Regions from separate parts of the Mus musculus genome. Here region 1 is linked to region 2. Evidence: chromatin contacts called from ENCODE Hi-C or POLR2A ChIA-PET data. All regions are on one chromosome and are shown on one strand. The core of a region is the stretch at or near the end of the contact, and the rest is flanking DNA. Distances in the headings are between cores, read along the strand shown. Region 1 holds the start of Ppp1r35 (protein phosphatase 1, regulatory subunit 35). Region 2 holds the start of Ufsp1 (UFM1-specific peptidase 1).

What was found. A loop is a pair of places that touch in the nucleus more often than their neighbours do. ChIA-PET counts read pairs that join two places held with the same protein, here RNA polymerase II (POLR2A).
Region 1: a map of regulatory T cell shows a loop between it and region 2 (2.6-fold over the local background). The contact joins the promoter of Ppp1r35 here to the promoter of Ufsp1 in region 2. A Hi-C loop is called at or near these places in 1 of 37 maps with a recorded cell type or tissue (regulatory T cell). POLR2A ChIA-PET finds 5 or more read pairs at or near these places in 1 of 5 experiments (Patski).

What each region holds. Positions count from the first base shown.
Region 1 is chr5:137,776,634-137,783,031 of GRCm38, reverse strand. It overlaps Ppp1r35 (protein phosphatase 1, regulatory subunit 35), which reads right to left and starts at 4,128. Exons shown (of 4, transcript NM_027242.5): 1 at 3,811-4,128; 2 at 3,487-3,730; 3 at 3,270-3,406; 4 at 2,925-3,178. The coding sequence starts at 4,038. The coding sequence ends at 3,005. Mepce (methylphosphate capping enzyme) reads left to right here. Exons shown (of 4, transcript NM_144913.3): 3 at 311-437; 4 at 548-1,126. The coding sequence ends at 600.
Region 2 is chr5:137,292,796-137,299,496 of GRCm38, reverse strand. It overlaps Ufsp1 (UFM1-specific peptidase 1), which reads right to left and starts at 4,828. Exons shown (of 1, transcript NM_027356.2): 1 at 3,833-4,828. The coding sequence starts at 4,707. The coding sequence ends at 4,054. It overlaps Ache (acetylcholinesterase), which reads right to left. Exons shown (of 5, transcript NM_009599.4): 4 at 6,160-6,329; 5 at 5,031-5,380. The coding sequence ends at 5,259. Srrt (serrate RNA effector molecule homolog (Arabidopsis)) reads left to right here. Exons shown (of 20, transcript NM_031405.2): 10 at 614-771; 11 at 1,045-1,106; 12 at 1,191-1,269; 13 at 1,510-1,698; 14 at 1,984-2,157; 15 at 2,265-2,418; 16 at 2,529-2,722; 17 at 2,874-3,030; 18 at 3,178-3,279; 19 at 3,384-3,510; 20 at 3,591-3,793. The coding sequence ends at 3,666. It overlaps Mir8116 (microRNA 8116), which reads right to left and starts at 5,717; the gene lies at 5,621-5,717. It also overlaps Mir7036.

The DNA.
Region 1 (6,398 bases), core at 2,879-5,378, 480 kb before region 2:
GTGAGCTACAGCCCTAGCCCTTTTCTTCCCAAGAATGTTTTTGTGTAGAGCCTTGGCTGTCCTGAAACTTACTGTGGACCGGGCTGGCCTTGAACCTGTCTCTGCCTTCTAAGGGTTGGACTAGCACCAAAGGGCAGGCCCCTTTTTATTTGGGACTGGCTAAGCTGCTGGCCTGACCTGGCTCTGTAGTACAGGCCGATCTTGAACTCTTCATCTTCCACCTCAAACTTTCTGAGCAAGGAAAAAGGATGTGATAATTGGCCAGGGGAAAAGGTGGTTAGTAAAAGTGATCCCTCCCCTTTTTCCCCAGGAAACAATCTATAAGAACTACTTTCGAATCCAGTTGAAGCCAGAACAGTTCAGTTCCTACCTGACATCCCCAGAGGTGGGTTTCTCCAGCTATGAGCTTGTGGCCACACCGAATAACACCTCCAGAGGTAAGAAGGGCTCGTTTTTTTGGGCTGGGAGGGGATCGTCCTGGCTGCAAGGGTATAGGCCCTGTGGAGAACCCCAGGGTCCTACCCACCTGCCTCTGTCTTCCCTTCAGGCTTCCAGCGTCCTGTGTACTTGTTCCACAAGGCTCGATCCCCCAGCCACTAAGTGGCCTTCTGAGAAGTTGTAAAGAGGCTGCCCTTGCTGCTCCTGAGGACCTGGGGGGAAAGGAAATTATTCCAAGGTCTTTCCTAACTCCAAAAAGTTTCTCCTTTTCTTGGATCTGTCAAGAGAGCTTTTCCTAAGTTGCTACCCCACATCTCCTCCCTGTCACCTCTGGCACTTGAGCAAGCCCAGCTGTGCTGGAATTCCATCAGCTTCCTCTCCTAGCCCGCTGGGCTGGATGGCATGGACTGTTTGCTGACTCTGCCCACCTGGGACAGGGGAAGGGGGAATGTCGAGTTCTCCAGGCCCTTCCTCCTGTTCTCAGGGGACTTCCCGCTTCTCCTCAGCCTTTGTTCCTAGCTGCACTTAAATGGACCATGGATGGACTAAGGGTGTTAGAGGGGAAGTTTGGTAAGGAGACACACAGGTACTGTGAAAGTCCTTCTGCTGTCCCCCGGTGGGAGGGAGCTGGGTTTGGAAATGTGAGAACAGCACAATAAACTTGATAACTAGGGCAGTGGCCCCCGCACCTGTGTCCAGCACTTTCTAGCGGTAGTACCTCCGAGTAGGACTATGTTCTCCCTTTGCCCGTCCTAGTCCCTCTAGGGTGGTTTTTATTGGGTGTGGTGGGACATAGGCCTTTTTATGCCAGCACTTGGGATGCAGAGACAGGCAAGATCTCAAGGTGTGAGGCCGGCCTGGGTTGACTGCATAGTGATTCAGTGTCTCAAAGAGGTAAGCGTTGGGGAAGTCAATAGTTTAGTTTTGAAGACTGTTAGTGCCTGTCTTAGGGTTACTATTGCTGTGAAACACCATGACCAAAGAAAGTTGGGGAAGAGGTTTACTCAGCTTATGCTTCCACATCTCAGGGGAAGGCAAGGACCAGAAGGCTCATGTAAAAGACATCAAGGGGTGCTGACTCAATTACCCCTGTGGCTTACTCAGCCTTTCTTATAGACCCCAGGACCACCAGCACAGGGATGGCCCCACCCACAATGAGCCAGGCCTTCTCATCAACTACTAATTAAAATGTTCTGTAGGCTTGCCTACTGTCTCATAGAGCATTTTCTCAGTTGAGGCTCCCTCCTGGTGACTAGCTTGCATCAAGGTTGATAGAAACTAGACAGTACAGTACCCTTACACAATGCTTAAGATGGTAGTGGGTCCAAATTACCTTCCTCAAAAGAAAACTCCAGCCGGGCGTGGTGGCGCACGCCTTTAATCCCAGCACTCGGGAGGCAGAGGCAGGCGGATTTCGAGGCCAGCCTGGTCTACAGAGTGAGCTCCAGGACAGCCAGGGCTACACAGAGAAACCCTGTCTCGAAAAACCAAAAAAAAAAAGAAAACTCCAGATAAGTGTTTGTGTATGGAAGTTTGAGGCAGGCTAACTTTAGGGGTGGGTGGCAGTGGAGGTAAAATGGAACCAGAAAGTTAATAGCCCAGAGCCACAAACCTGCTACAGGACCCTTGGTGGAATGAGATGCTTGGATGTTTTACAAAATGAAGGTCTTGATTAGTTTGTCAAGAGCAGCTGGAACCTTGAACAAACACTGAGCACTCTCCTGTTAGTCCCCAACAAGAATGGAAGCCAGCAGTCTCCTTTGAAGCAATCATTAAGTGTTAAAACCCACATTTGGGGTAAGTACTTTTTACTCAGAAGTATTTGAATAGCCAGGTATAGTGGTACATGCCTTTAGTCCCAGCACTCAGAAAGCAGAGACAGGCAAGTCTCCTGAGTTTAAGATCAGCTCGGACTACATAATGAGTTCCAAGACAACCAGAGCTATGTAGAGAGACAAATAATAGTTTGTACAACTAGAGCAGTATGTGTGCAGTGTTGTTTTGACACAGTTACTTGGTAACTTAGGTTGGCCTGGAATTCCTGATTCTGTCTCTACCTCAAGTGTTCATCACACCCAGCCAAAGTGGAATTTAAAACACTTTGACTACTGTTTGACTACACACTTGCACACTCAACTCTGGGGATTGAACCTAGGGCTTTGTACATGCTTTCCCCAGGTACTACCACTCATCTGAACCTACCCTGCCTGAAACCGTATCAAAATAATTTGTGTAACTCAGACTGTCCTTGGACATAGAATCCTTCTGCCTCAGCCTCCCAAGTGCTGGGACATTCTTGGAGCCTCGGTGTCAGGCTAAGGCTCAAGTTCTAATAACTAAAGCTGGGGATTTAAATGGAGAGGAAGGTCTGACCCCACACTTGGGACAGTGCTTTCCACTTGCCATGGGGGTCGGGGCAGGAAAAGGGTAGAAGACCCTGAAGCAGTTTAATCCTATCTAAACTCCCAAGAACAGTTCGGTAATTTAGGGGGGGAAACATTTTATTCTATTATAAAAAAAAAAAAAACTAACAAAATTACAGACTAGCATTCCAGAGTTATGAGGGCTACGCTTCCCAGCGCCTCAGCATCCGATGCATGAGAAAGGTATCTTCTGAAGGGCGGGGCCGGGCTTGAAGCCTTAGTGGGGGCAGCCCATCCACTGTCAAGTGCGGAGATTCGGACCACAGAGAATCTGGGTTGCACAGCATGGTCATGTCTGGGCCCGGCCCGAGCACCTCCTATGGGAAGGTGAAGCAGGTTACACTCGAGGTGGAGGAAGAGAGCCCAGGGGGTAGAGGGATGTCCAGGTCCCTGCATCCCTTCCTTCACCTTCAGGGGCGGGGCTCGGGGCTGCGGTGGCAGCATCGCCAGCTTCTCCCTCAGCGCCGCGTTCAGTACCTGCTCCTCGGGCACCTGCAGACTCACCAGGTCTCGGTAGAGTCGCTTAGAGCGCGGCACGTTCAACCCTGCGAGCGCAGGGAAGGCGGGACTGAGGATCGCCCTTCACCCAGACCACCGCGCCCGGCCGGCCGCCTGCCCCCCTCACCCTCCGCCACGGTCTCCTCCAGGGCACAGCGGGTCCGGAACGACTTTCTCAGCTGCTCCTCTACCGCCTTGGAGGCATCAAACTGGCCGCTGGCGACAGCGGCGCGCGCGTTCTGCAGCTCCAGACTCAAAGCCAGGCTGCTCTGCAGGGCCGGTGCCTCCAGCTCATGATCGTCGCCCGGTGCACCGGCCACCAGCAGCGGCTCGGACCGCACCGGGGAGGGCGGCGCCAGTTGAAAACGAACCTGGGAGTGGAGGGCGGAACCGTGAGCTGCAGATCCCGGGGCGCTCGGCGGGCGGGGGGCCGGGCCTTCACGCCGCTCACCTGCCGCCCCCTCCGGCTACCGCCCCGCCGCCCCTTCCGCTGACCCGGGCTGCTCTTCCGCGCCTTCGGACTTTCGGGCAGCGGGCTCGGGCTAAGGCTCAAGTCCAAGCCCGGCTCGGGCTCTGGGGCTCGGGGTTCCGGGGCTCGCGGCTCCGGGGGTGGCCCCGGGACCTCCAGGGCCTCTTCGCCTTCAATGGACTCTAACGCAGACGCCCCGAAGCCCATCATCTTGTTCTAAAGGCTCGGGGTTTCAGGACGCGGGGTCTCCTCTTTTCTCCCACCCTCCGGGGCTACCACTACCGGAAACCGTTAGCCCTTACCCACCGGAGTAAGACACGCCCGCCGCGCCACTCCATTGGCGCTCCTGGACGTCATTCCCACCGCTCCGCCCTCCAGCTTCCGGACGCACTTCCGCCCTCACACGCTAACTTCGCCTTTAAGGCGGGGCGTTAGAGCGACGGTGCCCTAGGTACTCTACGGATTCCTATCTAGACTACTTTTCCTTAGGGAACGGGGGTGTGGCGTCTTTGCCTGTCAGACTCTAATGCTCATTTGTTCTGGGATTAAAGCGTTAGTCCTCTTTCACTGTAACAATATCCTCGCTGCTCTCGCATCTAGAGGTCCCGAGTGGCGCCCCCACCCCCCTTCCTGAAGGTTTTGGTCATTTTTGAACGCCGATCAAATCTTCCCTGTACGTGGAAGCAGATTCGTTGCAAAATCCCTGGATTCTGATATTTGCATAAGGAAGTACTAAGGGAATTGACGGAATATTGCCTTAATTTTAAATCCATATCCTGGGGGTTGGTTCAGAGGGTAAAGGCGATTGCCATCAAGACTGACAATTCCAGGGTCACACGTGGTGGAAGGAGAGAACTGACTCCTTTCTGTTGTCCTCTGATGCACACTTAGACTAAGGAAAATCCACATCCTAGTCTCTCAGTCCACCAAACCACACCACCACATACACACAACACACAGAGACATTTTTAAAAAGCAATGACGGCTTAGGAGTTAGAAGCAGCTGGGCCGTGGTGGCACACGCCTTTAATCCCAGCACTTGGGAGGCAGAGGCAGGCGGATTTCTGAGTTCGAAGCCAGCCTGGTCTACGGAGTGAGTTCCAGGACAGTCAGGGCTACACAGAGAAACCCTGTCTTGAAAAGCAAAAACAAAGGAAAGGAACGAATAAGAAAGAATCTGAGTTTGGATCCCCTGCGTCTGCATCTGTGTAAAACCCAATAACCCCCGGGGCTCAATGGCCAGCCAACCTAGCCAAAACATGGAGCTCCAGGCTCACATCGAGTCCCTGCCTTAACAAATAAGGTGGGCAGTGATAGAGGAAGACACCTTGATGTTCATTTCTGGCCTCTACACACACACACATAAATGGGGAGACTGCACCTACACACACAGATGTGCAGCATTCATTTAGCACATACGCATTAAAAGAAAGCCGGCAGCTAATGCTGATGGTTGTGAAGGCAGGTGACCAGTACTCGGAGTCTGCATTTGGATAAGCCTGTAACTCCTGTGACTAAGAGGGTTTCTCCTTATAATGCAAAACACAGCTGGAACCTTAAAGGTAATAAGATCATTTCTGGTGAAACCAAAAGGAGAGCGACTATAGTCCAGAAACAAATTCAGATCTCCCCAAATACCACACCCAAATATGGTAATGGGGTCATAAAGTTCTTACATGAACAAGGAACACAGACAATCATAAATCAAGGTTATCTCTCAAACACCCAGCTGGGAACATCAGGTCGGAGCAGAGAGGCCACGTCTGCTACAGACCTCGGAGGAGTCAGCCTTTGGGCTGGGGAAGCTGTTTGTACTTTTCAAAAAGACTTACCTGGTAGTTTCAAGGATGTTAGGTCAAATACAAGACCTGGGCAATGAATGGTGTGTGTGTGTGTATGTGTGTGTGTGTGTGTGTGTGTGTGTGTGTGTGTGTGTGGATGTGCGTAATGAATTTCACTTTCCACTTTTTTTTGGGGGGGGAGGGGGTCCAGACAGGGTTTTTCTGTGTAGCCCTGGCTGTCCTGGAACTCATTTTGTAGACCAGGCTGGCCTTGAATTTACAAATCTGCCTGCCTCTGCCTCCCAAGTTCTGGAATTAAAGGTGTGTGCCATCACTGCCTGACCCACTTTAAAAAAAAAAAAAGTGTGGGCTGGAGAAATGGCTCAGCGATTAAGAGCACTGACTGCTCTTCCAGAGGTCCTGAGTTCAATTTCCAGCAACCACATGGTGGCTCACAACCATCTGTAATGGGAACCTGAATTTGTTCCCTGGGAACCACACAGTGGAAGAAAACCAGCTCCAGCAAGCTGTCCTCCGACTGACACACAGGTTATAGCATGAGCTAGTCCACACCCACATCTAAAAATAAAGGTTACAATTTCAAGTGGGCGGGGACTGTGCTGTAGCTCAGGGGTGGGTTTGTACTGGGTCCTAGCTTTGTCTTCCTGCCCTCCTAGTTCCTGGCACTCAGAATTCTCTCTCCTCCCCTGTATGTCCTTTACAACATCCTGCCAGGTTCCCCTTTTATTGTTTTGGCAGCTGATGAATGGGGTGTCAAGGATTCTGGCA
Region 2 (6,701 bases), core at 3,579-6,078:
TGTATGTGTAAGTGCGTTTTTATCAACAGCTCTTCATTGTGTAGCTTGGCTAGCTCCCAAATAAATGAGAAGACTATAAGACTTTTTGATAAACTTTACAGCATAACTGCTGAACAGTAACTAACCTACTCTATTCCTCTAAGCCAATCAGCTTACTTCCCAGGCAAAAGGCAAAATCCCCAAGACACTTGGATTTTTGTACTGATTTGGCTCTCTGTTCCAGATGTGGTCCCATGTGTCTCTCCTCAGACCTCTTCCTCTTGGTCCTCCTCCTCTCTGTCTCCTTGGCTGGGATTGGAAGTCCAGCCCTATTCTAGCCCTGCTCTTTCCTCTCTTCAACCATTGGCTGATGAGCTTTTATAGAGTAAATGGGGAAAATGTTTGCACAGACATTCAGGCGGGAGATGCCTTGGTTAAGTAAGCATTACAGTGCCATGTCTGAATTGCAACCAGATGCTGGGCAGAGAAATCAGCATTTGAACAATATAAGGATAATTTTCACACTGTGTCTGTGTGTGTGTGGGGGGCGGTTCTGGGGTGATGGCTAGTTTTAAATGCTGCTTACACATTATATTTATGTATAATAAAGTTGTACTGGTTACTTCTTGCTTAGAAGAAGCACTTAAAGAAAAGGAGAAGCCCAAAGAGGAGGAGAAGGAGAAGCCTAAGGATGCTGCAGGGTTGGAGTGTAAGCCCCGGCCCTTGCATAAGACTTGCTCTCTCTTCATGCGCAACATCGCACCCAACATTTCAAGGGCAGAGATCATTTCTGTGAGTGGGGACATCGGTCTTAGGGGCAGGGTTGGTGTGAATCCCAGATCCTTCAGGTGGCAGACTGCCTTTGGCATCAGGAGGCCTGGTCCCTGTGGATCCCCACCCTTTGAGGCCTGGCTCAGTGTGCATTGTCTTTGTTGGGTGCTGGCCTTTTCTTCCTGGGAGATAAAGGGCACTTGTTTAGGGTTTTAAGCAGTGGAGATGAGGGGAAGGAGTGAGTTGAGTTCCTATGTGGCTTTTCTTTTCCCTTGATTCTTTTGACTCTTGCAGCTTTGTAAACGATACCCAGGCTTTATGCGAGTGGCACTGTCAGAGCCCCAGCCAGAGAGGAGGTAAGAAGCTGCACACCTTGGGATGGGGTAAGGAGGCCACACTGGCTCCGTTCTGGGACAGTGCTGATAAACTTTGTTATGTAGGTTTTTTCGCCGTGGCTGGGTGACTTTTGACCGCAGTGTTAACATTAAGGAGATCTGTTGGAACCTGCAGAACATTCGGGTGAGTGTTGGGAGCGGGGCTATAGGAAGCATGGTTGGGCTCTGCTTGTCCATTTCTCCCGTGTCCACTCAGCCGTGAGGCTTCACCTGCAGGCTTCACTTCTGTCTGAGAAGTTCTGGGACTGTGACCATGGTTCAGTCCCCTTTGGGGAGAGCTTGGGTTCAAGGGTCTCTGTAGGGCCAACTCTCAGGGTGCAGTTCTGGGGCAGTCATGGCCTCCTTGTTAATTATGTCTCTATAGCTCCGGGAGTGTGAACTGAGTCCCGGTGTGAACAGAGACCTGACCCGTCGTGTCCGCAACATAAATGGCATTACACAGCACAAGCAGATAGTGCGCAATGACATCAAGTTGGCAGCCAAGCTAATCCACACACTGGATGACAGGACCCAGCTCTGGGCCTCTGAGCCTGGGACGCCTCCTGTGCCCACAGTCAGTGACTCCCAGGGGATGGTTTCTAGTGTACCCAATGGTTCCTTGTGCTACCCCTGACCTCATCTGCTTGTTTTCCTGATCCCTGGGTCCTATCCATAACCTCCTTTGTTTGCCCCTTTGTCTGGATGCTACCTCCTCTAGCTTCCAACAGCATAGTCATTTGTGGGTTAGGATGGACGAATGAGATTAGGAGACAGGGTTTGTCCGTGATGCTGATCCTGTCTTCATGGCCCAGTTTCTGCGCTGATTTCTCTGCCTTACTGTCCATGTCCTCCTCGCTAGAGCCTCCCCTCGCAAAACCCCATCCTGAAGAACATCACTGACTACCTGATTGAGGAAGTGAGTGCGGAGGAGGAGGAGCTTCTGGGGAGCAGTGGGGGACCCCCTCCTGAGGAGCCTCCCAAGGAGGGCAACCCAGCCGAGATCAACGTGGAGAGAGATGAGAAGCTGATCAAGGTGCCAGTTCCGACCATCTGGAGCATGCGTCCAGGGGAGTGCGGCATGCGGCTTTCTGTATCGGGGCTGAATAGTGACCTTGTGTGTCCACCCTCCCCGCCCCCCAGGTCTTGGATAAACTTCTTCTCTATTTGCGTATTGTGCATTCTCTGGATTATTATAACACCTGTGAGTACCCTAATGAAGACGAGATGCCCAACCGCTGTGGCATAATCCACGTTCGGGGGCCCATGCCTCCCAACCGAATTAGTCACGGAGAAGGTACGTTGCAGGTCCCTCATGTTGTCTTTCATGGCCAACCTCTGTCTACTGTCCCTCCTCTTCCCCCTTGCTCCAGTCTCCCTCTCAGCTTGCCTTTGTCACCCACACAGTGCTGGAGTGGCAGAAGACATTTGAGGAGAAACTGACTCCACTGTTGAGTGTGCGTGAATCCCTTTCTGAGGAAGAGGCCCAGAAGATGGGTCGAAAAGACCCAGAGCAGGAAGTGGAGAAGTTTGTCACCTCCAACACGCAGGAACTGGGCAAGGATAAGTGGCTATGTCCTCTCAGTGGCAAGAAATTCAAGGTCTGAGATGTGAAAAGAATTGTGAGGGTAGATTGGGAGGAGGGCTTGGGTAGCAAAACCCCTAAAAGCCTGGAGGAAGCTGTTACCTTCCAGCGGGGTTCGGTGGGGAAGAGACTGCAGCATGCTGTCCGTCCTCATCCGCTCCTCCCAGGGCCCGGAGTTTGTGCGCAAGCATATCTTCAATAAGCATGCCGAGAAGATCGAGGAGGTGAAGAAGGAGGTGGCGTTCTTCAATAACTTTCTCACAGACGCCAAGCGCCCAGCTTTGCCTGAGATCAAGCCAGCTCAGCCACCTGGCCCTGCCCAGAGTAAGATACGATCTGTGGTGGCTGCCATACCTTTGACTTCTTTCTTCTACTTTGAGAAGTGTGCTCCACTAACCTTCAGGCCCTATTCCTAGAATTCTTGTCAGTCCCTTTCCTCCCCCGCAGTAATTCATGTTCCTGTCCGTGTTGTACTCCCCCCAGGCCTGACCCCAGGACTTCCCTACCCACATCAGACGCCACAGGGCTTGATGCCATATGGTCAGCCCCGGCCTCCCATCTTGGGCTATGGAGGTGAGTGTGGAAAGGCAGTGCAGGGGTTTGGTGTCTGTAGGCGGCTACAAAGCTTAGGCTGAGGTTGAGGTCAGTTTTTAGTTCACCCTGGGTCTTTGTCATAGCTGGTGCTGTCCGCCCTGCAGTCCCAACAGGAGGGCCTCCATACCCCCATGCTCCATATGGTGCCGGCCGTGGGAACTATGATGCTTTTCGAGGCCAAGGCGGTTATCCTGGGAAACCTCGGAACAGGTGAGCACGAACGATGCCCAGGCTGCCTTTCCCCGTCTCTGACTATAGGGACATCTGTTCACATTTCCTTTATCTCACAGGATGGTTCGAGGAGACCCAAGGGCCATAGTGGAGTATCGGGACCTGGATGCCCCGGATGATGTTGACTTCTTTTGAGCCATCCATGTCCCCTCCTGCATTGCTACATCAGTACCCGTGACCACTTTATCCCATCAGCTGAAAAGTTTTTTGTACGTTATTTTACCCGCTAGTAAAAACACTTTGGTAGTGTGTGTTAACTGTGTGCTGTATGTCCCTTCCCAAACACAGGCTGGGCCATAGTAAGCTGAATTACGCCAATTTATTATTTTTCAGAACAGTATCTCTAATTCCAGCTTGGCCTTGCTGTGTAGACCAAGTTGGCTTTGAACTCAGATTCACCTGCCCGTATCATTGTGCCAGGCCCAAACTTGATCGCGGTGGGGGCCTGTGCGAAGTAAATAGGTGGCTGTGTTTAGTCTCAGTTCTGGGATCTACCCAACGGTGCAGGTAGGGCGTGGTGATTCAGAGATTTCTGGTGAAGCACAAGTTGTAGAAGGAATTGGAATCAAAGACGCTTTTTACCTTTTGCCAGCCCACCCATCCAGCAGCTTGTAGTTCACAACGGTTTTTTGGAGTGCCCCAGTAGTGTGGGTCCAGTATCAAGACATAGACTTCTGAACCTGGCCCCTCACAGATCCCCAGCAGGGCCTTGGACTGGGCATCTGCATCTCCTCCTACCATTACTGGGCCCCCACCCGTTGTAAAGTGTGAATAAAGCCGCTCCTCTTCTCCCCTAAGCCCTACTCCGCGGGGCAAGTGGCATAGGCGCCCTTGAGGTCCTCCGAAGTGTTCTAGGCAGAGACTGGCCTCTACACAGCCGATCCAGTTACGGGAGCCCCGGAATCCGGGGGGCTTGTCGCCCATGGCCTCTAGGGCTCCCTGCAAGGCTGGCAGTCCAGGCACGCCCGAGGACTGGCCCCCTGGCCAGGAGCACAGCGTCTGCAGGGTGCGGTAGCCGCATCCCCAGCCACGGTCATCCAGTCCATCGCAACCATAGTGATAGTAAAGGTAGTGGCCTGAGAGGAGGGCCAGTCGGGCGGGATCATGGCAGGGCACAGGCAGGCCCAGGTGCACGTCCTTCAGCAGCTCCAGGGTGCTCGGTAGAGCAGCTGTCATCGAGGCAGGGCCAATTCCGGGTTCCTGGTGTTTTCTGGGACTAGCTACGGGCAGTGTGGGCACGTAGAACCGGAGAACTCTCAGCAAGCAGGCTAGCGGCAGGAGAGATGATTCCACAGGCAGACGAATTAAGGAGCCTTCTAAAAGGCGCCGGCAAACCAGCCTGGCTGCGCAGTCGCAGGCTCCGCCCCTAGGGGCGGGCCCAGCGCTTGCTTCCGCCGGATGCTGCGGGCAGGGTGCCTCAGTGCTCACCAATCCCGAGGCTTCTGTTCCCAGCGTCTCTGACCTCATCCCCGCCCCAACTTCCCGCGTGTTGCACAGACTCTGGTGGCTGTAACAGTTTATTGGCGGCCCAGAGGGGCGAAGGCACCGCGGGGAGGGGAGCTTAGCCCAAGACATGCAGAAGATGGGGAGCCCCTAGTGGGAGGAAGTCGGGGAGGAGTGGACAGGGCCTGGGGGCTCGGTCGTATTATATCCCAGCCCTTAAATAAATAGTGTATATACAGCTAGGGGCTCGGGCAGGGCGGCAGGACCTGGGGTCCCCCAAGGGGTCACAGGTCTGAGCAGCGCTCCTGCTTGCTATAGTGGTCGAACTGGTTCTTCCAGTGCACCATGTAGGAGCTCCAGCGGTGGAACTCGGCCTTCCACTGGCGCTCCGCCTCGTCCAGAGTATCTGCGGCCAGGGCACCCCGCAAGAGTGGGAGAAACGGAACAGGTCGGGTAGTGGAGACCGGTCGTGAGTGCGCCGGCACACACGCATTGTCGGAGGCCGAGCGGGGTGGTGGAAAGAGAACAGTGGATGATCCGGAGAATGAAGGGAGAGGTGGAACAGGAAGGAGAGGAAGAGATAAAAATCACCGGAAGACGGAGGGGAGGGACAGGATCAGAGTGGGAGAAGGGTTCATGGGTTAGTGGGGAAAAGAGAGAAGATACAGAAATAGTTGGCGATTATAAGGCCCTTTGGCTGACGCCAACTAGCCCCGGATCCTTCTCCCCTCAACACCAGGCTCAAGCTCCAAAGGATAATTTTTTACATTAAAAAAAAAAAAATCCTGTTTTTTGAATTTTTGTTTAACAAAGATCCCTGAGTCTGTCCATTTTGTCTCGGCTTGAGAATGGAGTGGGGTTCTGTATCCCTGAGAGGGGCCCCTTCTCAGCTACACACTAGAGTAAGTGTGCTTTGAGACCAGAAGGGGAAAGGATTGCAGTTAGAGCCACGGAAGCCCGGAGTGGAGGAGGAAAAGGAAGAAGAGGAGGGACAGGGCTAAGTCCGGCCCGGGCCTCGGGGCCGCCTCCCCATGGGCGGGGCTTGGGCAGGTGCAAGGAGCCTCCGTGGCTGGGGAGGTGGAGAAGAGAGGGATTACACCCTGTGTTTTGCACCCCATCTCTCTCCCCTCCTTCCAACCCTTGCCGCCTTGTGCATTCCCTGCTCCCCCCACTCCATGCGCCTACCGGTGGCGCTGAGCAATTTGGGGAGAAAGCGATTCCAGAAGGCGCAGGTCTGGGCGCGCAGTCCCCGCCGCACCTCTAAGGGCTTCAGGTTCAGGCTCACATATTGCTGCGCGGCAGTGGTGTACGGTGGCCACTGTGGAGATTTGGAGTCTCGAGGGTCATTGGGGTCCCTGAGGAAGGAAAGGGAAATCTCAGCCTGCCCAGAGGAATAAGGAATGAAGACGTGGATCCTTTTCCTGACTCTGGACCCTCTTCAACTCTTAACACCCAACTCTCTTCTCCCTACTCCAGCCAGCCCCCCACCCCCGCCCTCGCCCCGTGTGAGTGTGTGTGTGTGTGTGTGTGTGTGTGTGTGTGTGTGTGAGAGAGAGAGAGAGAGAGAGAGAGAAATGAGTGCTGCCAATGCTTCTGCCTCAGTTTCCCAGAGTACGGATTTACAGACATGGATAGGTTCCCTTCTCATTTTAAGTACCTTCTACCATTCCACCACCTAGGGAAGTTTTCTTTCCACTGGACATCTCTGTCTCTTTCTCCATTTCCCT